5 separate regions of the Mus musculus genome follow, and all the other regions are linked to region 2. The links are chromatin loops, found by intact Hi-C in ENCODE. Cell type or tissue: heart. All regions are shown on one strand. Region 1 holds the start of Zfp846 (zinc finger protein 846). Region 2 holds the start of Zfp426 (zinc finger protein 426). Region 3 has its middle 20 kb from the start of Gm51704. Region 4 has its middle 24 kb from the start of Zfp266. Region 5 holds the start of Fbxl12 (F-box and leucine-rich repeat protein 12).

Evidence for each region. A loop is a pair of places that touch in the nucleus more often than their neighbours do. Peaks named below come from ENCODE experiments on the same cell type or tissue, not always from the same donor. Only the 100,000 strongest peaks of a DNase experiment are listed, where the experiment ranks them.
Region 1: a loop joins it to region 2, with 3 times the contacts of the local background. A loop is called at or near these places in 4 of 42 quality-filtered maps.
Region 3: it touches region 2 in a loop (1.9-fold over the local background); 2 of 42 quality-filtered maps call a loop at or near these places.
Region 4: a loop joins it to region 2, with 3 times the contacts of the local background. A loop is called at or near these places in 5 of 42 quality-filtered maps.
Region 5: a loop joins it to region 2, with 2.1 times the contacts of the local background. A loop is called at or near these places in 7 of 42 quality-filtered maps.

Annotation. Positions count from the first base shown.
Region 1 is chr9:20,578,640-20,583,639 of GRCm38, forward strand. It overlaps Zfp846 (zinc finger protein 846), which reads left to right and starts at 2,689. Exons shown (of 6, transcript NM_172919.2): 1 at 2,689-3,039. Gm51704 (a long non-coding RNA gene) reads right to left here. Exons shown (of 2, transcript XR_003948290.1): 2 at 1,711-5,000. In heart, a CTCF peak has its summit at 2,890; a DNase peak (open chromatin) is centred at 2,762; H3K4me3 peaks cover 1,677 bases; H3K27ac peaks cover 1,155 bases; H3K27me3 peaks cover 1,433 bases.
Region 2 is chr9:20,491,122-20,496,121 of GRCm38, forward strand. Zfp426 (zinc finger protein 426) reads right to left here and starts at 1,625. Exons shown (of 9, transcript NM_001110309.1): 1 at 1,577-1,625; 2 at 1,265-1,330. It overlaps Zfp266 (zinc finger protein 266), which reads right to left. Exons shown (of 9, transcript NM_001082485.1): 9 at 3,947-5,000. In heart, CTCF peaks have their summits at 1,304 and 2,411 (motif pointing left); a DNase peak (open chromatin) is centred at 1,630; H3K4me3 peaks cover 2,354 bases; H3K27ac peaks cover 1,642 bases.
Region 3 is chr9:20,607,257-20,612,256 of GRCm38, forward strand. It overlaps the pseudogene Fbxl12os. Among named protein-coding and RNA genes, the nearest start is that of Gm51704, 20 kb to the left of the region's middle. In heart, a CTCF peak has its summit at 3,020 (motif pointing left); a DNase peak (open chromatin) is centred at 245; H3K4me3 peaks cover 1,134 bases; H3K27ac peaks cover 1,053 bases.
Region 4 is chr9:20,542,788-20,547,787 of GRCm38, forward strand. No RefSeq gene overlaps it. Among named protein-coding and RNA genes, the nearest start is that of Zfp266, 24 kb to the left of the region's middle. In heart, CTCF peaks have their summits at 1,942 and 2,675 (motif pointing left); a DNase peak (open chromatin) is centred at 1,844; H3K4me3 peaks cover 2,036 bases; H3K27ac peaks cover 1,865 bases; H3K27me3 peaks cover 332 bases.
Region 5 is chr9:20,640,519-20,645,518 of GRCm38, forward strand. Fbxl12 (F-box and leucine-rich repeat protein 12) reads right to left here and starts at 2,288. Exons shown (of 3, transcript NM_013911.3): 1 at 1,686-2,288; 2 at 1,506-1,578. The coding sequence starts at 1,771. It overlaps Ubl5 (ubiquitin-like 5), which reads left to right and starts at 2,818. Exons shown (of 5, transcript NM_025401.4): 1 at 2,818-4,375; 2 at 4,675-4,741; 3 at 4,888-4,971. The coding sequence starts at 4,686. In heart, a CTCF peak has its summit at 2,800; DNase peaks (open chromatin) are centred at 1,713, 2,153, 2,763 and 4,373; H3K4me3 peaks cover 4,375 bases; H3K27ac peaks cover 4,184 bases.

The DNA of each region.
Region 1 (5,000 bases), 88 kb after region 2:
GAGTTCCAGGACAGCCAGGGCTACACAGAGAAACCCTGTCTTGAAAAACCAAAAAACAAAATAAGAAAAAAATTACCCATTTGTAATAAACTATTAAAACAAAGGCAATTAAAACATAAAAGTTAATGATTATTATTTATAATTCAATTGTCTTTAATATACCCAGAATTATGTTTGTAGTCATGTTAAATACAAATATAATGTATTTACACAGAGCAGATTGGAGGGTGAGGCAAAAGGGGGGAACGGTTATCCAGTTTTCCCTTGTGACCAATATATGAAGTCTCTGTAAACTTCAAGTCTTCAAATCTTGGATGAGCATAACTAACCTATGCTGAAAAGCATTGGAAAGAAACAGGAGATTCATTTAAAGATAGTCTGAAAGCTCCTGTATGGTGTGGTGCCCAACTGAGTGAGCGGCCTAGCAGGCACTCAGGCCCATGGGGAGGGAGGTGGGTTTTGCTTGTGTTGTTTCAGATTCAGATCAACTGAAGTGAATCCCTCAGCAGCATATGATCCCCCAGTGTGAAACAATGGGAATCTCAACATCAGGATGGGTTTGAAATATCCTTCAGGAAAATGAAGCTCACCAGTCGAAAAGAAGCAGCAATTCAACAGACTCACCAAACCCAATCAAAAACCCTCCTTGGGACAGATTAAGAATTTGTGCAGAATGAACCTTGGAGCAAAATCATCAGGCTATAACTCCTGGTTGAAATGGTATAAAAAGTCTTCCAGTTTAAAAATAAAAGTCTAGGGACAGATGGATTTATAGCCAAATTCTATCAATCTTTCAAATCCACAGTCGAATTTTTTGACTGCTATAGCCAGTACTTTTACATTGTTAAAAGAAAAAAGGAGGGAGGGAAGGAAAGACGGAGGGAGGGAAGGAGAGAGAGAGAGAGAGAGAGGAGCACCCCCAAACTTATTCTATGAAACCAGTATCACTCTAATATCAAAACCAGATAAAGACAACAACAAAAAGACTCAGCTACAGAACATAGATCCCAAAAATGCTCTTTAAAATTCTATTGCAAATAGAATACAAACATACATTTAAAAGATTACGAAAGGATCTAGAGAGATTGCTCAACAACTATGAGCATTTGCTGCTCTTGTAGCGGACCCAGGTTCAATTCCCAGCACATGCTGATTCACAGCCATCTGTAAGTCCAGTTCCAGGGTATCTGATGCCCTCTCTGACCTCCATGTCCACAAAGCATACACGTGGTGCACAGACATATATGCCGGCAAAACACATATAAAATAAAATGAATAAATCTAATAAAAACTCTAAAAAACATTTTTAAAAAGAGTATACATCTGAGTAAATTGGCTTTATCCCTGAAATGCAGGGATGATCTAAAAAACACGTCAATAAAGGTAATAAGTCACATAAATGGACTAACAGACAAAAACCACATGATCATCTCAATAGCTGCAAAAGACGCCTTTGACAAAGGCCTTTGAAAAAACAGTCTTGAGTACCCTTGGAGCCATTTCTTGCCCTGTGTGTGACCTAACATCTTTGTGACTATTAGGTCTATAATACAGCAGTAGTCTCTGCTAAACAAAAGGCTACAATTGCATCTGATGCCTATAGCAGAGATTTTCTTTTTCTGCAACAGACCTACTTGAGTTTCTACCAACACATCTGGAGTGTTGTGCTTATAGTGTGGTATCCACCAGAAAAGACTGCTCAGACATGAGTTTAAGCCAGTAAAAAGTCTTTATTAGCCAGGTCTTTATTACACTGGATGTTCCGGATCCCAGTGCAGCACTGAGCCTTTCTCAGGGTGAGCTTTTAAACACAAAAACCATATCCTGGCGACATGTTTCAGTTAACGAGAACATATAGCCAGAAGGAGAACTACAGAAGCCAAACAGCAAGGTTTGTACATTTAAAGACTTTCCCAGAACTACAGACTTAGATGGATTAGGTCTTTGTTTTCATTTTGGCTAGTGGTTCTGTCTACATGCTGAGTTTTGTGGCTGAGTTTTCTACCATGAAGTCAATTGTGTTAAGGTCTGGGAACATGTCATATGCTTTAGTATTTTCTTTGTTACTGCAATAACCTCATGAAACAGCATATTTGCATATGGAACTTGAAGTGCTAATCTGTATTCCTGCGCCAAAGTCACTTATTTTGGCTCGAGAATATTCTCTCTCTCTCTCTCTCTCTCTCTCTCTCTCTCTCTCTCTCTCTCAGTCTCTCTCTCTCTCTCTCTCTGTGTGTGTGTGTGTGTGTGTGTGTGTGTGTGTGTGTGTGTGTGTGTGTGTGAGACATAGTCTCAATTTTCAGACTAGCCTTGAACGCAGAAATCTGCCTGCCTCTGCCTCCTGAATGCTGGGACTAAAGGCACAGCGGCACCAAGCCTAGGCTAAGACTAAAACAAGAATGGGGAGGGAGGAAGAGGGGAGGAAAGGAGGGAAGAATGGGAGAGAGGGAGGAAGGGAAGAATGGGAGGGAAGAAGGAAAGAAAAGAGATGGGGATTAGATTAGATAAGAATTAGATCAGGCTTGGTGGGCGACTGTGTGCTGCCATGTGGGTACTGGGAATCCAGCCTGGGTCCTTCTCCAGCTCCTAGAATTTTATCTCTATCCAAGGTGGCTGGGACCCAAATCTCCCGGGCTTCACGCCAGGACGGAAGCGGAAGTGACGCCTGCAAAGGCCCGACTCTTTTCTAGTGATGGCTGCGTCCTGTAGTTCTCAGTGTCTTCACCTCCGGTTCATCTTTACGTCTAGGAAGTCGCCGAGGCAAGGATGGGGGGTGACGGCGGCCGTGGAGGGTCAGTTTAAGGCGTGGCTGTGTGTGCAGCTCGCCGAGGGGCGGTCCCCGTAGGCCCGAAGCCTAGGACGGGCGGGTCTCACGGGCACCCCGCCTCCCTCTGGCGAATGCTCTCCAAGCTTCCATCTGCTCGCTCGCCCTCTGCAGAAGCCGCCTTCCAGATTCCTCTTCCAGCACAGAAGCCCGCCACGGGCCATCTCTCTGCAGCCGCCGCCTCCACTGCACAGCCCAGCGATTGTGGAGCTCGGGTGAGCGCCCCAGGCTGTGATTTGTTCCTTGCAGAGTGTGGCTTTGTCTTTGGCATCGTCTGATTAATTCTGCCACATGACATTCGGGTAGAAAAAGTATTCGTAGGTATCTAGGACTAAACATTTCTATTTGGAGGTCAATCTTTATTATTTGGCTTTTCCAGAACTCGCTAGGTAGACCAGGCTGACCTAAACTCCTGGAGATCCGCCTGCCTCTGCTGGCATTAAAGGCTTTTGCCACCGCCTGCTAAATGTTTATTTCCTTAATCTTAACCTTTTTTCATTTTCCATGCCTTTCCTTCCTCACTCTCTCCATTTCCTTTCTCTTTCTTCACCTCTCCTCCTCTTGACTTTACTGCTAGTAGAACTGCTCATTCAGTGAGCTACTAACCCTTGCCCTGAACATTTTATACATAAAGTACAGATACTGTGTGATTATGGCTTTCTACTGGTGAGAATGGGAGTACCCTGTTCTCTTTATTTGAAGTTTCCAGGCCTGTACATCCCTATAGAGTTTAAAAAAAAAAAAAAAAAAAAAAAAAAGAAAAGAAAAAGAAAAAAGAAAGAAAGAAAAAGAAAAAAAAGTGGGAATTACCCTGGCTCAGCTCAGAGATCAGTTCCCATGGGTTGGTCTTACTTTCCACCATCTGGGCGCTGGAGATCAGGCTCTCTGGCTTGGCCTTTACTCGCTGGTTCATCTCCATGGCCTCTGTTTTTTGTTTGTTTGTTTTTTGTTTTTGTTTTTTTAGAGACAGTGTTTCTCTGTATAGCCCTGGCTGTCCTGGAACTCACTTTGTAGACCAGGCTGGCCTCAAACTCAGAAATCTGCCTGCCTCCGCCTCCGCCTCCGCCTCCGCCTCCGCCTCCGCCTCCGCCTCCGCCTCCGCCTCCGCCTCCGCCTCCGCCTCCCAAGTGCTGGGATTAAAAGCGTGCGTCACCACGCCCGGCTCCATGGCCTCTGTTTGTTCTCTGAAGTAGGGTCTCAGGTAGCCCAGGCTATCATACACCTTGCTATGTAATTGAGGCTGACTCTGAACTCCTAATTCCCCAGCCTTTACCTCCCAGGAGTTGGAATTTCTGGTGTCTAGCATCATGCCTGGTTCTATAGGTAACTTTTGAAGAGTCTCAAGTTCTTTAAGAAAGTCATGTTTTGCTATTTCTGAGTGAAATCAAACGTTATATTTAAAAATTAGTGTGTTCCCCTTCCCACTTACTCCCACATACTTAGAGTAGCTCCAAAGGAGAGGTTTGAAAGCTGCAGTAAGGATTGATAATAAGTAACATAGGCTTCGGGGCCACAGGGTCTAGAATTACTCAGTTCTACTTAGTAACTTTGTCCATGGTTATGCTGTGATGTTCTGGTCATGAGTGGCAGCTGTTTCTCGGAAGCAGGATAGTTATCTTAGTAAGAGGGCATAGTGCCTTGAGTGGGCTGTGTAGCTCAGCGGTTGTGGACTCATTGGCATTATGAGGCGCTCCAGTGGTAGAACACAAAAGGCTTCGGTTTGCTACAAAGTACCAAGAAGGCTAAGCCATTGCCTGGCTCTTGGATATCTTTGCATCTGCTGAGTGAGTCCAAGTGCTTGAAAACTTTGTATTATATGGTTTAAATTTTTTATTTACTGTTTCTGTATAGACATGTATGGTGGGTGTGGCTGTGGAGGTGGATCAGGTTCCTGGGTTTCTGTGACAGGCTCCCTTGCTTTCTGAGCTCCCTGCTACTGTAGTTGTAACTCTTTCTGGCCTGCGCTTGACTGTAGTGCAGTCGATGGCCCTGGAGATGGCTGTGTAGACTTGTTAATGCACATTCAAATCTTAAAAATGATGCACTCAAAATTCAAATATCTGTTCAGCGTGATGTCCCGTTTTGGTTGGCGTAACGGGCAGAAACTTGAATGAGATCTTCAATGAGTGTCTTTACATACCATCATTGAACCTTTAGAAAGACTTAGTCCTAAATC
Region 2 (5,000 bases):
TTTTCTTGATTGAATCTAATAATATTTTGCTTTCAGTAAGACAATGTCCTAATCTAGGTGGTACATTACCAAGTATTTAACAGTCAAGTGTTGTATCTATTATTGTTTATTCGGAGATAGGGGTATAACTATGCAGACTGGACTGGCCTGAAACTATGTAACTATCCTGGCATAGAAATCATGTTCTGGGGCTGGAGAGATGGCTCAGTGGTTAAGAGCACTGGCTGCTTTTCCAGAGGTCCTGAGTTCATATCCCAGCAACCACATGGTGGCTCACAACCATCTACAATGAGATCTGATGCCCTCTTCTGGTGTGTCTGAAGACAGTGACAGTGTGGTCACATATATAAAATAAATAAATCTAAAAAAAGAAAGAAAGAAAAGAAAAGAAATCATGTTCCTATTGCTCCAACTCCTGAGATCACTGCTATGTGCTACCATGTTGCCCTTTATTTTCAGTTTACATCTTAGCAAACAAGTCACCATACAATATATCTTGCTGGGGAAAGAGTAGACACGGACTGCTGCAAGAGGTGACTGCAGCATAACAGATACTGGACCATCAAATATGCTAGTACGTCTAAGTTTTTTTTAAAAAGAGAAATGGGGGGGGGGGGATTGTTGGGGAGAGAACACTAATTTATCAATCTTCTTAATAGTTAATTCTATGATTTTTAATAATCTAGCTTTCCACATTTCTTCTGTGAGCTCCAAGCAGTTTAGTGATGAACAGATCTAAGAACGAAGAGAAAAGTATGTGTATCACGCACAAGGCCCTGAATGGACCACTAGCACAGAGAGATAAAGGGATGAGGAAACAAACACAGGCCTAGGAACTTTGGAGGTGGAAAAAAGCTCACTATTATTGTTTGTTAGGTTTTTGCTTGTTTGTTTTTTAATAAATACAGTATTTCACCACGTAGCACTGGTTGGCCTGGAACTCATTTTGTACACCAGACTAGCCAAGAACTCACAGAAATCCTTTTGCCACCTGTGTGCCGTGAGTAAAGGCTTGCCCGCTAGGTTTTTATGAATGGGCTGGAGGTCTACCAATGTTTATATTCTCTCAAGAAAGACGTACATTCGAAGTAACTAAGAAATTTGTCTCTGTATCTGAAACTAATGGTCAAAATAAAACACGCACTCACTAAATAAAGTACAATCTAACAATATGAATTAAGTTCTCACCCCGACATTCGTCTCTAATATTTTTTTAAAAGGGAATACGGCTTTTTCCAAAAGCGACCTTTCACTGAGTGCTCACCAGAGGCGCTGAAATCGCAAGGTGTATGGCGCTGATCACTCCAACTACTCCGGCAAAATTTCATTTCTGAGGAGAAAAATAAAAGAGCCTTTCGCACAGAATTTGCTTGGGCGGCTTTTGAAGAGCAGCATCGTAGCCGCAGCCATCGCCAGGCCCGCCCTCTGGGCACTTCCCCAGCCTGGCGACTGACAGCCAGAGAGGACTCAGGCTTGGCCGCGCCCGGAGGCGCCGTGGCAAGCGGAGCAGAGCTCTGCACTCTCGTTCTCTATCTCCCCCTCCGCCTCCAGGTAGTCCTTGTACCGCAGAACTCACGAATGCCAGGCAACTCCGCAACTCTTCAGTGCAGATAAGAGCCGGAAGAGACGGGCGCGGGCATGACGTCACTTCCGCTCGCGCTCGGTCTGCTGCAGAGCCAGGCCCGGGAGTCTACCTCGGTTGAATTCCTGTCAGATTTCTAGTTTCTCCGCAGTGTCAGGGCGGAGGGGCTGTAAGGGCTTCACCGCGGGAGCTGGAGGCCGACGCTGGTCTCCAGGACAAGACAGAATTAGAATCCAGGCTGTGAGCCGGGCAACGGTGGTGCCAGGACCAGTAAGTCCTTTAACCACAGGGTTTCTTGTGGGTACCCAGCGTCCGCTCAGGAAATTTTTTTGCCTGCCATCGCTGCATTCTTAGAACCCTTGCTTTCTAGTGCACCCTAGTCCAGTAGGAAACAGAAGGCAGTCTCGCTTCCGTAATCATCTAGACCTCTCAAGATGTTGAAATTGTATTTCGTAGGCTGCGACCATAAAGGGTGCTTCAACAGATTTACCCTACCTAAGCCCATTCCACCAGCCTCAGGAGCCCAATGGAAATAACTGGGTTTCTGACTGAGAATCCTGAAGTAGTTACTGGGTGGGTCTTGAACTCGTCTTAACCGCGTATCTGCATCTTTCCCAGCAACTGTTTTCCCAAGTCCCCGGTTCTATTGAATGCCCTAAGCAAACAGTAAGCTCAAATCCGGGTTTTTGTCATCTCAAGTCACAGGAAAAATGCCCAGTCACTCAGATTCGACACTCCTGGTTACTGATGGTCCCTAATAACATGAATGAAGAGCCAGTTTAACCACGCAACAGTTGAGAGGCTGAAAACTGTAATGTTACTAGGCTGAATTCTGCTGACATCTGTTGGTCAATGCGAGTCAAAGAGAAATGAAGCTATAATCACTTTCTGACGAAAGTAAAAGCATTTATGGCCCTGATCTATTACAGGATGCAAGATCAGTTTGTCAAGAGACCCATTTACCCTCTCTGCCATGAACTTGCTCAACCAGGGGCTTGCGTTGCTTCAGAAACAATATGCCAGTATGACTTCTCAGTGAAAAGGCAGACTTTCTTACTGCACACTTAGAGCTCAAGGAAAAGCTCTTTACTAAAGCACATGGCCAAATATGAGTTGACCTCAAATGTAATTATATATACCTTAGAGTTAGGCATTTTACACACACTCATCCTTAAAACCTCTAGGTCCCAGCCCCTGATTAGACTTTGAACAATTTAAGAGACAGGAGACTACAAGTCTAGCCACTTGGTCAGATGGGTTATTTACACAAAAATATTGCCAAGATTATTTAAGTACACCAGTGTTGTTCTTTTCAAATAGATCTGACCCAGGGTCATGTTGCCCAGCTGGCAAAAAAAAAAAAAAATTTTTTTTAAAGAAAGGAACTGGGGTGTGGGCTGGAGAGATGGTTCAGCGGTTAAGAGCACTAACTGCTTGTCTTAGTGTCAGGGTTTCTATTCCTGCACAAACATCATGACCAAGAAGCAAGTTGGGGAGGGAAGGGTTTCAGCTTACAATTCCACACTGGACTGGAACTCAAGCAGGTCAGGAAGCAGGAGCTGATGCAGAGGCCATGGAGGGATGTTTCTTACTGGCTTGCTTCCACTGGCTTGCTCAGCTTGCTTTCTTATAGAACCCAAGACTATCAGCCCAGAGATGGCACCACCCACAAGGGGCCTTTCCCCCTTGATCACTAATTGAGAAAATGCCTTACAAGTGGATCTCATGGAGGCATTTCCCCAACTGAAGCTCCTTTCTCTGTGATAACTCCAGCCTGTGTCAAGTTGACACAAAACTAGCCAGTACACTGCTCTTCCGAAGGTCTTGAGTTCAAATTCCAGCAACCACACGGTTGCTCACAACAATCCGTAATGAGATCTGACGCCCTCTTCTGGGGTGTCTGAAGACAGCTACAGTGTACTTACATATAATAAATAAATCTTAAACAAAAAAACTGAGAACATTATGGCACACCAGGACTCAACATCCATTGTGAAAGTGATCTGTGCCCTTGAGCTGCATGTTAGAGATATGTTCTTTGGGGACTGGACTAATGGTTGTTCAATCCTAGTGAACAGACATTTACATCCTAGCACCATGGATTTATCTCTAATAGGCCTGAGTAGCACACTACTTTGGGGTATTGAGGAACAGCACTCCTTCAGCTAAATCCTACTTTGTATGATTTAATGTCTCCTTAGCAAATCCTCTATGACATTAATTCTGCTACTTTGAATTTCTTCAATGTCAGTGTAGTAGTGCACTTGCTTCTGGGTCTCTGACTTTGTGATGCTCAGGAGATTAATGATGGCAACCTGTATGCAAACTGTCTAGTCCACTCAGAAAGAAACAACATTAACACACTTTATTTTAAAACTGGATTTAATGTTTTAGAATAGCAACTAAATAGTAAATGGAGTACATAAATTTCAAGCACTGGGTAAAATTTTCAGTGAAAACATTACAGAAAAGGTACATGCAACAAATACAGAAGAAAAAAGTTGCTAAAATTCCAATTTTGTTACTAGTTGCATTATACATAATGGTCTAAAAGAATTGTTAATCAGGAATTTTCAAGTAATCAGAGTTTTAAAACTCTAACTAAAGTATATATAAAAGACACATCTACACCTGGGTTATAGCATGTGTAAAGCCCCCACTTTGAATCCTAGCACCTCCCCCCCAAATTTTTTTTAACCAAGGATACAAAAAGAAAATTAAAATATATAACCATGTACATACCTGCCAGAGTCAATGAAATAAAAACTATATTGGAAAGTTAAGTATTTCAAGACAAAATTTTTTTCCCTCCCAGATTATTTACCAGGCCCCAACTCCTCCCTGGGCACATTTGTCTTGTCTTATTTTTTTATTTTTGTCTTCTTAAGACAGTGTCTCACAAAATAGCCCAGGCTCAGGCTCCCCTTAAATCTGTGATCCTCCTGCCTTGGCTTCCCAACCCCTAAGATTACAGTGTGAGGCAACATGCTGTAGTTTGAGACAAATACTCTCCAAAAGAATACTGACTGAGGATTAACTCAATTTAAATACAAGGAGAAATTATTGCAGATTGAAATACAAGGCAGACCCAAAGTTAGTTAATTATGCAACCATGAAACATCAGGAATACAAGAAAAAATAAATTTCATATGTGAAAATGAAAGCATGCCTAGAAAAATATACTCAAAAAATTTAAATGATACTGTAAATCTTAGGTGTCCTATAAACATAAAAGATACTGAATAGTTTAAGGTAATAGAAAACGGGTACCTAAAACAGTGTCAATTATTCTAAATCAGGATACCTGAACAGGTTTAGAATTAGGACAGGAGAGGAATACATTCACTGCAGTGTATGACACTGTTCTAATCTACAGCTAAAACCAGTCAGTTCGTTTTACATCTGGCTGTTTTGGTGG
Region 3 (5,000 bases), 120 kb after region 2:
GTCCTAACGGCCGTTTCCTTGAGGCGGTCTTCGGCCTCGCCTTCCCTAACGGAGGCGATCTTGACCTATGGCGAATGACTAAACTACAATGCCTCGGACTTCTTAGGGGAGGCGCAGAGCAGCCTGACAAATGGAGGTCCGCCCTGACGCCCAGGAAGCAAAACAGGAAGTAGCGTCAGCGTGGCCCGCTTTCTGGCTGTCAGTCTCCGCGAGCAAGCGACTCCGAATCTTTACGGTTCCGGCTGTGAGGTCCGCACGGGTGGCACCGATTCCTCTTCATAGAGGCCCTGAGGTGGACGGAGTCGTGGGAGGACGCAGGGAGCCCGGTTCGCCAGCGTCGCAGCTCGCCTGGCCCAGTCTGAGCGAAGAGCGAGGTCGGGAGCGTCGTAAAACTGTCGTAAAAGTCCGGTCTTTGCCGCACGTCAGCAATTGTTTTGTCTGCAAAGGCTCCAAACCTTTACCATTTTCCTTTCTTCTTATTTTTTTAAATCACAAAGAAATGATATTTTCGCCGTTGGATACACGTTAAAGGGTGTGCCGAGTGTTCTTCCACATCATGGACCTGGCACCTGCCACCTGCACGGGTGAGCGCTGGGAGGAGAGATTAGGCTCAGGAGTGGGGATGTGTACTCTGCCTCTGCTGAGCCCTGGATTCCTCCTCCAAGCGTTGGCAACAAAATTAAAAAACTATAGATACATATTTTATGTATATTTTTATTTATATTGGCTGTATGTACATATATGTGCTTAAGTGATTCAAGAGGACCTCTTCAATTTTTAGGCAAATGTTTTTGTTAATTTTTACTACATTTTAATTGAACTCATTACATGCAAAATACTAATAAATATAGACAATAAAAATAAGTAATGAGAGGGCAGAAGAGATAGCTGATGTGTAAGAGAGCTTGCTGCTCTTCCAGAGGGCCCGAAGTCAGTTCCTAGTATGCACATGGAGGCTCACAACCAACTAAATCTCTGCTTGGTATCCAAGGACCTCTTCTGAACCCTGAAAATACCTGCGCAAATGGTACACACACACACACAGTAGAAAATTTTTAAATGAATTTAAAAAATAACGATACACTTTTTAAAATAAATTTTAAGAATCATATCTATACCTACATACTAATTCCTGACTAGCCATACTTCAGATCTCAGTAATTTATACATATTTATCATAATTTTATTTTTTGTGTGATTGTGTGTACATGTGCAGACACATGACACACTTGTAGAGGTCAGAGAACAACTTACAAGTATTGGTTCTCTCTTACCATATGGGGAGTGTATGAGTGGGTCAAGCTCAACTCATCAGGCTTGGTTTTATCAGCTGAGCTGAACTATCTTATTGGTCCCATTTATTGTTTGTTTTGGTTTTCTTCTTTTGGGTTTTTTGGTCTTTTTGAGATGGAGGCTTACTATGTAGCCTTGGCTGGCCTGCAACTTGCTATGCAGATGAGTCTGGCCTTGAACTCACAAAGAACAATAAATACATTTAAAAAAAATAAATAAATCGTAGAAATTATTTCTGGAATTTTCTGTATAGTGTTTTTGGTTTCCACTTGATGGTGAATTTCTTAACCTTTAGAAATGAATATTGTGGGTATGAGGTGACTTCTATAATTTGTGAGTATGTGAATATTACTGTGCCTGGCTTTACATAGAGTCTGAAGATTTAAACTCCAATTTTGTTTTGTTTTTTAAAGATTGATTGATTGATTGATTGTATATGAGTAAACTGTAGCTGTCTTCGGACACACCAGAGGAGGGCATTGTATCCCATCACAGATGGTTGTGAGCCACCATGTTGTTGCTGGGATTTGAACTCAGGACCTCTGTAAGAGCAGTCAGTGCTCTTAACCACTGAGCCATCTCTCCAGCTCCTGAACTCCAGTTCTAATGCTTGTGCAGTAGATGTTTTGTCCATTAAGCCTTCTCCCCATATTAGATATTTTTGTTTGGTTGGTTTTCTTACTTTTTATAATTACATGTATGCAGATGCATGTGTGTGATCATGGACATACATGTGCTACAGTGTATGCATGTCCATTCTCTCCTGCAACTGTGGATTCCAGGAACTGAACTCAGGTCATCGAACTTGCACAGCAATCCACTGAGCTATCGCCTTAGCCTCCCTGTAAGTTTTAATATAGTATCCTGGTTGTCAAAATGTGGTCCACTATCAGTGCCATCACCCTGTTAGGAATGCAAATTATCCATTTCCTCCTTTGATTTACTGAATATCTATCATATTTTTTGTTTGTTTTTGCAGATCTGAGTGCTACACCTAGGCCTTACACATGCTAGGCAAGTGTTGGACTACTGTGCTACATCCCTAAGCCCTAGCAGCTAAGCTTTCTAATTTTCTTTTGAGATGAAGGTCTCACTCTGTAGCTCTGAGTGAAATTGAAACTCTCTGTATAGACAAAGCTGGCTGTGAGTTCAGAGAGAGCCACTTGCTGTCACCTTCTGGCGGGATTAAAGGTTTATATCACCGCATCCAGCACCTAGCCTCTAAATTTTAACACGCCATTGTGATGAAGATGATACACAGTACTCTAAGATACTGGTGTCGATTTTCTCATAAAAGAACAAGTATCTTTGTTTCACTTTATTTTCTGTTTGATTCAGAGTGGGTTTTGTTAGTATGTGCATGAGCCTTAATTTGGGTTTTAGGGTTCAGAGATAAACATCTAGATGTTTAGAAAAACGTGACCTACATGCCTAGTCCCTTTGAAGCATTTCCTGTACGTTCTTTAGAAAGCACAGCTCCTCGGTGCTAGGAGCAGTGACACACACCCTTCTTCCTGGCACTTTGGAAGCTCAGACAGCAGGGCTGGTTAGCCTGGATTACCTAATGTGAAATGCTGTCTCGAAGAACAAGAAAAAACCCACATATACAGAAGCTAGATTAATGACTCATTGCTTAAGAACGCTTGATGCTCTTTTAGTTCCCAGCACCCACACTGGGCAGCTCACAACCACCTGCAACTCTAGTTCCTAGGGATCTGATGCCCTCTTCTGGCCTTTAGTGGCACTTGCACACAGGTGTACACACAAACAGATACATACACACAAATAAATAATAAAAGTGAAATATATTTCTTTCTGGTTTCTCAAGATAGGACTTTTCTGCAAAGCTCTGGCTGTCCTGAAATTCACTCTGTAGACCAGGGTGGCCTTGAACTCAGAGATCCACCTGCATCTGCCTCCCAAGTGCTGAGTACCACCATCACCACCCAGAAAAAAAAAATCTTAAAAAAAAAACAAACAAACAAACAGGGAAGGGAGCTAAAGAGATGGATCAACAGGTAAGAGCACTAGCTGATCTTCCAGAAGATCTGAACTCAATTCCCATGTAACTCCAGTTCCAGGGGAATCCAATGCCTTCTTCTGACCTCCAAGTATACTGCATGAATGTGGTAAACAGACATACCTGCAAGCAAAACACCATACACAAAATAAAAATTTATCATCATCATCATCATTAGTTGGTTAGAGAAATAGCTTAGAGATTAAGAACACTTGTTGCTTTTACAGAGGACCTTAGTTCAATTCCTAGCACATGGTGGTTCACAATCATCTGTAATTCCAGTTCAGGGGCATCCTATACCCTCTTCTGATCTCTGGCATCACATATGCACATGGTGAGCATACATACATGCATATAGGTAAAGCACACATAAAAAGAATAAATCTAATAAAGAAATTAGAGGGGAAAAAAGGGATTGGGGCTCAGCTGGTAATTGCTTCCCAGGTGAGTGTGAGGGTCTGAGATCAGACCCTCAGTACAATTTTAAGTCAAGTGTAGGGACTGCACCTGTAGCTCCTGCGGTGGAGTGGGGGAAATGGGAGGATTTCTGGGGGTGTCCTTGGCTCTTGGCCAGTCTATCTGAATTAGTGAGCTCCAGGTACAGTGTGAATGTGTCTCAAAAAACTGTGGTACCAGAAAAGTATAGTGATTGAGGCCTTTAATCTCAGCACTTGGGAGGCATAGTCAGAAGCTCTGTGAGTTTGACATAGTGAGTTCTAGGACAGCCAGAGATACACAGTGAAACCATCTCAGATTTAAAAACAACAATAACCAAAAAAAAAAAAAAAAAAAAAACCCAAAAAACTGGATGTGCTGATGTGCTGGCATGCACTTGTAATCCCAATGCTTGAGAGGTGGAAATGAGAGCATCTCAGGGGTTCACTGGTTAGCCAACCTATTCTTAATCAGGAATCCCAAGTTCCAGGATGAGACCTTGTCTTGCAAAACACACCAGAGGTAGGGAAATGGCTCAGTGATAAAGCACTTGCCTCTACCATCATGAAAATTGTAGTTTGGATCCTCAAAACTCAGGTGAAAAGTGGGCAGGCGTAGTGGCTGCTTATAATCCCAAGCACTCAGAGGACAGAGACACAAGAGCTGGGCTGCAGTAGACGGCTGCAGTGGCTGCAGTGATGAGCTCCGTGTCCAGCAATAAACCCTGCCTCAGTATAAAAGGTGGAGAGTTATCAAGGAAGGCACCTGACGCATGTCCACATGCACACATACACCAACATACACATTATGTACACATAAATACACAAAGGGAGAAGGGGGTCCTAAATTTATTGTTCCTTTTTTTTCCCTACAGAATGAACCACTTCCATGAATACATTGTTTCCTTATATGTAGGATGTGAAGTCATCAAACCCAATCTGATCTCTTGGTTGGAGCAAGATTTACAGACAGTGGGGAGAGGTCTCCTTTGATTTAGGGCTTCAGTGTGTCAGCCAGGTTGGCCCCTACATATTTCTGCCTTTACCTTACGGGTACTGGAGTTGTTGGTGAGCGCCACCACACCAAGCCATATAGAAAGGTTGTCTCTACTCAGTATTGGGGATTGAACCTTGAACTTACCTAGGCAAACACTCTTGCTACTAAGACGTATCTCCAGTCCTATAATGAAACTTTCAAAGACCGAGCTGACCTCAGCAGGTGCCAGTCCTTTATCTCGGAAGGAATTCTGAAC
Region 4 (5,000 bases), 52 kb after region 2:
AAGAAGGAAGGGAGAAAGTGCCCGAGCCAACAAGTGACTTTAGTTTGCTCTGAGCCTGGACCACACCTCAGCTCAACCGACAGGATTTTTAAACTAACTTTGTACACAATCTGCACGCTACTGCTTTCAAAGCTATTTCATTCAGCAAGGATAGCATAATTTAATTTTTCCTATTTTTCTGCGGAAGAAAATTTGGACTTTTTCCACAAGAACCTCTCTCTCCCTCTCTCTCTGACACAGGGTCTCATGAAGCCCAGTTTGGTCTCAAACTGCTATGTAGTAGAGGATGGCCTTGAACTCCTGAATCTGCCACCTCTGCCTCCAGAGCGCTAACATTACAGGCATGTATCTCCCATACTCAGCTCCCATTCCTCATTGATGATCTTGAATTTTATTCTTTAGACTATACACATGCTCAAATTACTGAAAATTTTGTTTTTCAAAATTAGTTCAAAAAAACAAAACACCCACAAGATGTCTCTGCTGCCAGCCGTTGGACCTGAGTTCTGTTCCTGGAGCCTATATGGTCAAATTGATTCCTGCAAGATGTCCTTACACACACACATACACACACACCGCATACGTTAAATGAATTTGTAATAGAAATTTAAGAAAGAGATCCTGTCTCAAAAATAAATTTGAAAGGGATTCTGCCCAAGCCATACCTGCAACGCTCCCGACTCCAAATGCCTACACTCAAGAAAACCAAAAAGCTGGGGGCCTGGACTACAATTTCAGACTCCCACTGTGCAACAAACAGAGCCCAGCCCCAGAGGAGTTAAAACAAAAAACAAAACAAAACAAACAAACCATACACTGCAACCGGTTGAGGTGTGTTTACAATTCTCCCTGCCCTGGAATTCAGCAAGTTGGCTAGGGTGGCTGGCCAGTAAGTCCCCGGGACTGATCTTTCCTCTCTATCCCAGCATTGGGGTTACAAATGTGCACCGGGCTTTTGGTTTTACATAGTTTCTAAGGATCGATCTCAGGCGCTCAGGTCCAAGGTGGCCCTGGGTTTGATCCACATCGCCAACTTTAAAAAAGGAGAGGGGGAGGAGTAGGAACAGGAGGAGAGGAAGAGGAGGAAGAAAAGGAAAAGGATACAGCAAGCAAGGAATAGATTTCTTAGTGGCACCCCTCCTCCATCACAGGAAGTCCCAGAGCTTTTAAAGTTGTGTTGTTGTATTATTGTTTTGTTTGTTCTCACTTGCTGTGCTGTGGTTAGAATCCAGGACTTCAAACGTGGTACACAGAGGCTCAACAAAAGAGCCACACCCTGGATACTAGGATTACAGCAGAGGCCAGTCCTGTTCTGCTTGCCAGTCTGATCTCAGTTTCTGCGCCCCTGTGCATTTAGCACAATTCTCATTACGTGACTCCTGACCAGTCTGCGTAGGTTGGACTGCTTTAGTGAAAAGCTAGACGGCAGACTCGCAGGCTTTTCTGAGCATCAGGTGGGGCAAGTCCCTACGTGAAACCCTGTTCTTCAGGTCTATCCCGCTGTGCACACCACGCACTCGACCCGGGCCCCACCTCCAGACCGAACTTGGACGTGTGGGCTCCCCTCTGGGTCGAAGACCCGCTCCAGAGTAGGATTCTGGTACTCAACCCCGGCTGTTGGGTTCCCAGACCCGGCCTCTGTGCGAGTAGTAGCGACCCCACTCTTGAGCTGAGAACCTTGGTCCCGCAGCCTGGGTAGCGGCTCGACCCCAAGAATAGGTAGCCCAGCCCCAGAGTACGAGGTCCCAACCCTGAGATAGAGGCCCCTCCCCCAGGAGGGATGCCCCGCCCCCAGGAAGGATGCCCCGCCCCCGCTGTTCCAGCCAGACAATAAAGTCGGCGCTCTAGGCGGGTGCGTGCTTGGCAGCCTCGTCGCGAAGCGCTTTGTACCGGCGGCCGCTGGGCCTGAGCTCTCGCGCCCCGCCTGAGGCTGCCCCGGAAGTGACACCATAATGCAGTCTTCTCTTCCGCCGCCATCCCCTTTTGTCAAAGAACAAATTGGTGAAGGCCCTGAGTTGGTCTTTCGTGGCTGGAGCGGTTTTAGTGGCTTGGAGGGTTTGCCTGGAGGAGGAGCCGGAGAAGCCAGCGCTCCTGGGTCGGCAGGAAGTATCCTGTCGGGACACAGCGTCCCCGGGGTGGCTTTTGCGGTATTTTTCTTTTGTAAACATTTTGAGACAACAGCTCACAATGTAGGCAAGGGTGGTCTCGAACTTCTATCCTCCTGGCGCAGTAACCCTGATGTTCTGGGATTACTAGGCGTAGCCTCCATGCCTGGCTCTGGTCTGTCTTCGTTTGTCTCGTCCCCTCTTCAAAATCCCCTAGAGAACTTTCTGATTTTTTTTTCCAGAAGAAAAAAAATTAACCTGACAGCATACGTTTAGTTGAGGCCCTTCTTAAGTGGCTGCAGGTGTCTGGCGATCCGATTTTAGGCAAGCGCTGGGTAGAAAGATAATTTCAGAGAGTCGGGCAACCCTTCTTTTTCTTTTTTTTTTTTTTTTTTTAAACCGAATCCTTGGTAGCCCAGGCTCATGATCCTCCTCTCTCAGCCTTAACCAGTGCTGATATTAAAGGCGAACGTCACCATACCTGCTGCATTGTGATTCTGAGGGCAGTCAGTCCACATTCAGTAGTAGGGAAACAATGACCATCAAACCAGCATAATACTGCCACCTTGGGGTAAGAATCAATGGAGAGAAGTAATTTTAAATGGATAATGGCCAGTTTGTTGTTTGAACATAACAGCAAGAGAGGGAAGCACTTAAGGATTTGTTATTCACACTGATTACAAAATATTGGGTATATTCGTTATTTTCTCCTTGCTCTGACAAAGTGAAAGAACCAACTTAAGGTAAGAAAGACCGGCTCACAGCATGAGAAGGGGTACAGTCGCCCAGCGATGGTGGCACAAGGCAGGCAGATCCTGAGTTTGAAGCCACCCTGGTCTACATAGTTTCAAGACAGCCAGGACTGTTACACACACACACAAAAAAACCCTGTTCATAATGTATACTTACCATATGACCCAGCAAATCTACTTCTAGGTATATATTCTCGTGAAGTGAAACCCCACACAATAATTACCATGGCACCATTATTCTTCTGTTAAAGATTTGCATGTTCAGTGTAGACTCTCTCCACTTCCTCTCAGCAGCAGGTTGCCCACAGTATACCTTTTCCACACCACTGTGACTACCTCAACTTGGTCTTCTTACAGACAGAATCTTGACAAGTATAATACATCGATGGCATCCTCTTTTAAAGTGTTGAACACTAAAGTCCTACGTGTGCGGGGCTGCTGGGACAGCTCAGCCTGAGTTAAACTCCTAGGACATGATGGGAGGATGGAATCAACGGCTTCAAATGATTCTCTCATCTCCACACATGGGAATCATACACAACATGTCCTCCCATTACCACCTCCAGAGACTCCATCATGGTAATGGCTTCAGTAGTCCCATGCTTCCTGGAGTTTGGGGTTCATATCTATTTATATACTCTTGATGGAAGAAACAGCACCCTCTTTTGAAACAGTGACACATGTATTCCAACCTGATTTCAAACTGTGTAGCCAAGGATGACCTTGTACTCATGATCTTCCTGCCTTGACCTCCTGAATGCCGGGATTATAGGCATGTATCACCAGTCTGGTTTTATGCAATGGGATGGAAGCCAGGGCCTACTGCATGCTAGCCAAGTACTCTACTAACTGGGCCAAATCCCCAGCTCTCATGCCTCTCAGCCTTTTACCATGAGCCTTAAAACTATAATTGCTGGCTACACACCAGAATGTCTAGGGCATAGAGTATCTCACAGACCCTGAGCCAGTGATCCTCCATACTCATCTGCTAATTATACTTTGTGTTAGGGCTTTGCTGTGGAAGGAAGAATACCTTGGTGGATTGGGGCCAAGGAATGTTGCAGAGATCACACCACACAACAGATCTCACTAATGGAGGGTGGTGTACAAAGGTTGCCTCTAATTAAGTGAGGAAGAAAAAGAGGGAGACAAAAACAGAGTGAGAAACAAAGCAGGCAGTGATGTCAGGGACCTTTAAAGGAGGACATGTATTCCATTTGGCTGCTGGTGATGACATGGCTCGCACAAAGTTGCCGAAGGCAGGCTGTGTGGGGGACCACTTGGTTCATAACACGTTGCTTATGAAAACCCCACCAAAATAGCTAGGGTGTTCCTATAAAACCTAGGGTCCAGGCTGGACCCAGTTGAGTGCTAGCCTAGCATGTGTGAGGCCTCAGGCTGCATCCTTAGCACTGCATAAACAAAACCAAGCTAGATGTGGTGGCTCAGGCCTTAATCTTAGCCCTGAGGCTGTGGAGGGTTGTTTCAAATTTAAGACGAGCCCATGATACATAGTAAATTCTAAGCTAGCCCAGGCTGTAGAGTAAGATCCTGGACACCTTGCAATGTTACAACACAAACTGTTGGTCCTTGTCTAAAAATTGTCTCATTCAGAAGGAATGCTGAGGTTCTCTTGACTCACAGAGGCTAAAACAATTGTCAAGGTCACGTCAGGCTGGGGACATAGCTTACATGTAGAATGCATGCTTAGTATGTACAGGACCCCATGTTAGAACCCTAGTACCCCAACAAAAAAACATATCTTTTATTTCTGCTGAGGCCAGAGTATAGTGGTTGTGTGACCAGGTCCTGTCAGATATTTTTGTTTCTACATTTATTTAGTGTGTGTGTGTGTAGACATGCATGTACTAAAGCACTTGTATGGAGGTCAAAGGATAAGTTAGTTTCTCCTTTCCCCGTGGAGGTTCTAGGGATTGAAGTCAGATAACCAGGCTTGATGGCAAGTCCCTTTTGCCTGCTGAGCCATCTCTCCTAGCTAGGCATTTTTTTTTTTTTTTTTTTTTTTTTTGCCTTTGGACTGAGAATACCAGTGCATGTTCACTTTCCAAATGCATATAATTCTAGGTTTATGCAAAAGATGTCGATGAGACTTTCACGTCCTCATAAATTCAACATAGTTTTG
Region 5 (5,000 bases), 150 kb after region 2:
AGGAGGAGGAGGAGGAGGAAGAGGAGGAGGAGGAGGAGGAGGAGGAAGAGGAGGAGGAGGAGGAAGAGGAGAAGAAGTAGTAGTAGTAGTAAAATTTTTTCATGGAACTGTTACATTTAAACAGTAGTAGTAGTAGTAGTGGTAGTAGTAAAATTTTTTCATGGAACTGTTACATTTAAACACATATTTGAGAAAGCCTAACTGTATTCTCTGTACATGGTCACTCATATCTGGCTCCAGAGTAAATTCGTCTCCATTCTGAGGTAACAGTTATATTTTTGTATTGACAGATGCTGTCTCAAAACACCAAAAAACAGAGGTTGGGGGTGTGGCTGTATTAATGAAGCACTTGCCTGGCAAACGCAAACGTGGATTTTGTTCTCAGCACCACATCAACTATGTGATAGCACATACCTGTGATCCCAGCACTCAAGAGGAAAAGACCAAAAGGAGCAGAACCTTCTGCCATCCTTGGCTACACAGCCAGCTAGAAGCTAATTTTGGGATACATGAGACCCACCTCAAAACCAAAACAACAAAACTAGAAAACTGAAAAGCTATAAGCTTGCATTTATTAAATGCTGGAGACACACACTGGCCATACTGGCTAAGTTCTACAATACATCAGACATGAAACATGAAGGTACTTTTTTTTGTTTTTCCAGACAGGGTTTCTCTGTGTAGCCCTGGCTGTCCTGGAACTCACTCTGTAGACCAGGCTGGCCTCGAACTCAGAAATCTGCCTGCCTCTGCCTCCCAAGGGATGGGATTAAAGGCCTGCGCCACCACTGCCTGGCCTACAAGCATTATTTTTAATCCCCATATCTTAGATGAGAAACTGAGGTCTGAGCATTGAAGGGGAGGTAAAGGCTGGCACTAGGACAGGCAGAAAAATTCCAAGCACGAACTCACTTAAATACCAAACCAGCAGAGTATGGTGGTGCATACCCTTAGTCCCAGCACTGGAGAAGCAGAATTCCAGGTCAGCCAGGGCTACAGAGAAATTTTTCCTCGAGAAAACAAACAAACAAACAAACAAACAAAACCCAAACACTTCCTGGGCCTTCTCCTACAGCTGTAACTTCAGCACTCAGGAGGTTGTTGCAGGGGGTGGTTAGTTGGAAACCAGTACGTGACTCAGAGGTGTTCCTTCCTAGCATTCAAGAAACCTAAATTGCATTCCCAGTAGCACAGGAACCACACATGGGGCCCACGCTGCTAATCCCAATATTTAGAAGGTCGAGGTAGGTATCAAGCTCAGCCTCGGCTTCATAGGAAGCTGAAGTCAGCCTGGCCTAGAGGCCCTGTCTCAAAACAACCCCCTCAGCCCCCCAAGAAGCAACACCAACGAAAATCCAGAAAAATAAAAGCCTCAAGAAACTATCAAAAATAAATAAATAAAACAAACAGCAAACAAACACTAGAAAGCAAAATAAAGCAACCCCCACCCCCATGTCCCAGGGCAGGGGGTGGCTCTCCCCGCACCGCTCCCGGGTCCCGCATACCGTGTAGAGCGTCAGGTCGACGTGTCGCCATAGCCACCGGTCATCCACTAGCCTCTTCCAGCGGTGACAGACCCTGGAGGAGTGGACCGGCCGTTAGAACGACCCCGGCCCGCTAGGACCGGATCCGCATCTCCTGCCGAGCCCATGCCCGGCTCTTTCCCCCGAGGAGCGGGGCGGCACCTGGAGATGCGGATCCGGTCCCGGACAGGGAGGTAAGAGAAGATCTCCAAGAGCACCAAGTCTGGGAGGTCAAACAGAGTCGCCATGGTCCAGCTGTCGCACGCTTCCGTTTCCGGTGGCGGCGAGGCCGCGTTCCCTGGACAGCGCTGGGGTGGTCGGACTGGCCAAACCGGCGCGACTTTCAGAGGCCCGCCGAGAATCCCTACTTTTCTAGGAAAGTGCCCGAGGCCCCGGGACTGGACAGGCGCGGGCTGACGACCGTTTAGAGGTCAAGACTAGAGACTGACTAGGCCTGACTGGCTTGGCTAGCGGATGGAACTGGAAATAGGAAAACCTGGATGTGGCTTGGGAGAGGAGGGGGCACGAGGCGTGGCCAGGGCCAAGAGGAAGACGAACAGCAAACCCAGAAGGCTGGAGGTGACGAGTGCCTCGGGGGCGTGGCCATAAGGTGGAGCTAAGTATAAGCAGCAAACCCAAAAGGGGTCCGCAGACAACCCAGAAGGCGTGACTCTAGGAAAACCTGGATGTGGCTTGGTGGAGGAGGGGGCACGAGGCGTGGCCAGGGCCAAGAGGAAGGCTAACAGCAAATCCAGAAGGCTGAAGGTGAAGAATGCCTCGGGGGCGTGGCCATGAGGTGGAGCTAAGTATAAGCAGCAAACCCAAATGGGGTCAGCAGACAACCCAGAAGGCGTGACTCTGGCGAGGAGGGGGCTCAGGGCGTAGTCATAGCCGGGAGACGTGGCGAGCAGAGGCAGGTAGACCCCACGCAAGCTGGGATGAAGAAAGCAACACGCCTAGAAAGCGTGGCTCCGACGGGCGGGGAGTGGTCCTGAGGCGTGGCCAAGGGGCCCAGGGGCCAGGAGGCCCGGGGGCCCGGGGGCCCGGGGGCCTGGAGGCCAGTCAGAGGAAAAGCAGCAAACTCCCAAAGTGGGACTCTGGGAGAGAGGATAAAAGACAGAGACGAAGGGCAGCAGGCGTTGCAAACAAGGCCAAAGTACTAGCATTTGAAAAAGCGCCGCCGAGTGGAAGGGTGTGGCCAGCGGCAGAGGAGCTGATTGGAGGCCGTCCACAACAATGGGAAGGCGTGGCTTCAGTAGGAAGAGACAAGGGGCGCGTCTAGAGCTAAGCGACTAGTGGCGTGCGGAGGTTTGGCTTGTGCTGGAAAAGGCTTAGGGTTACTGCCAAGGCAGAGATCAGCCTGCGACCAGACCGTATGTATACCCAGGAGGCATGACTTGAGCAGGGAAAAGTTAACAGAGCAACAAACCCAGAAACCATGACTTGTGTGGGAAGGGGCTCAAGGACTAGGGATCCTAATTGCGCCTGAAGACTAAACTTGTAAAACCTAGCTTAGGCGGAACAAGGTCCGATATAGGGGATGGAATCAAGTTTGGAATGGCTGGGCGACAAAGGGACAGGCTGGGAGACTTATGACTGGAAGAATGGATAAGAGCAGCGACGGGGGCCCTAAAAGCATCGCTGGAGACAGAAACAAGAGCTAAACCAGGAACTGGGTGTGCAGCTCAGTGGGAGAGCCTTTGGCTGGTAAGCATGCTTAGCAGGCCCTAGGTTCGACCTCCAACACTAAAACAAATACCAAAACAAAACAAGAAAAACAAACCCCACCACTTTTCTTGTATGTATGCCAAGAGACTTAAAGCCTGAGAAGTTTTTTTTCGAGACGGAAACGAATCCGGTAAAGCCTGAGAAGTCTTTTCAGGACGGAAACGAGGCATTGGGGAGACTGGAACATATCTAAGCACTAAAGACACAGAACAGGACTTCATTCGAAACTGAAAGGTGTGACTGGGATGGGAGTGAGGGGCCAGCAGGACGGCCAAGCCAGGGAGGCGTGGCCACAGCCGCAATAGAAAGCAAGAATAATGCCTTTTGCTGCCTACGCATAAGGATTAAATTTTGTATAAGTCGTATTAGGTAAGCACAAGGCGCTGGGTAAGACTTTTCTTTTTCTTGAGTCAATATATGCTTACCTTGCTAAGAATCCTGTCTGCTAAGAAGAAATCGCTCAATAGAGGCAAAACTGGTTGAATTTAAGAAGGGATTCCTCTCCCACCAGCTCTCGCGATTCTTTAATCTGGAACAAGATTAAAGAATCAAAGCAAAAGCTCTTTCCCCGTATGCTATTTCCAACATCTTCGCAGGCAGGACACGGACACGCGGAGTGGTACGCAACATGCATGGCCTCTCAACCAGGATCCGACTTAGTTTTCATCAACTGCAGCCTGCACCCCTGGAGTCTCTGAAACGGTCACTACGACCAGGGGCGGGGAAGCAAGCACAGGGTTTGAGGCTGAGCTTTGAATGAAAGCAGAAAGCCACAGGCCCTGCATGACTCCATTTCGGCACACCTGCAGCCGGGATTCCGCGGTAGGAGGATTGTCTGGCTTGGGAGTAGTCGAGCACCCCGCCGCTGAGATCCTTTAGGTTTCTTCCATGATGAAGGAATCTCCAACACCAGTTCCAACGTCCGCTGTAAATCCATTCTTAGCAAGTCCCAGCTCATCCACACTGCGCAACAGAATCGCAAATCCTAGCCCGGAACCCGGAAGCACCTAAGGGCCGGTGGTTCCGTTATATCACTTCCGCTTCCTGTTTGCAGGCTTAACTCCGGCCGGGGTTCCTCGCTCGAGCTACGAGTTGTGTCGTCGATAGGTTCGAGGATATTGGAGGTGAGAAGGCTAAAATGAGAGGCCCGAGATCACGGGAAGCTGCCAAGACTTGGGAACCTAGGGGTTGCGGGAGGCAAAGCCGGGTGAGTCTGGGGCCCGGACTGCCGCAGTTAAGGGGCGGAGTCGCGACTGTCTGTAGTCCGGGCAATTGAAACTGTAGACTGGGGCTGCAGGGGATTGCATCTGGTGTTAGGGGAACTGTGACCAGAGAGCTCAACCTAGGAAGGGGCTTTAGGAACCTGGGCGACCCCGAAAGGCCTGACTCTGTTGCTTTTCATCCCTCCCTCCACCTGGTGTAGCTCCAGCCACAATGATTGAGGTGGTTTGCAACGACCGTCTCGGAAAGAAAGTCCGCGTTAAGTGCAAGTATCCACCGAGGGGTGACTGGCAGTGGCTCTGGGGCAGATGGTGGTGTTGGATGGTTTCAGTTAAATGACGCTTATGGGGAGGCCTGATTACGTCTTCCTCGGTCTACCTCTTCCTTTCATTTACCTTAACTCCTTCGTGCCCAGCACCGATGACACCATCGGCGACTTGAAGAAACTGATAGCTGCTCAAACTGGCACCCGCTGGAACAAGATCGTTCTTAAAAAGTGGTAAGTAAGTGCAGTATTAGGCTAGAAGG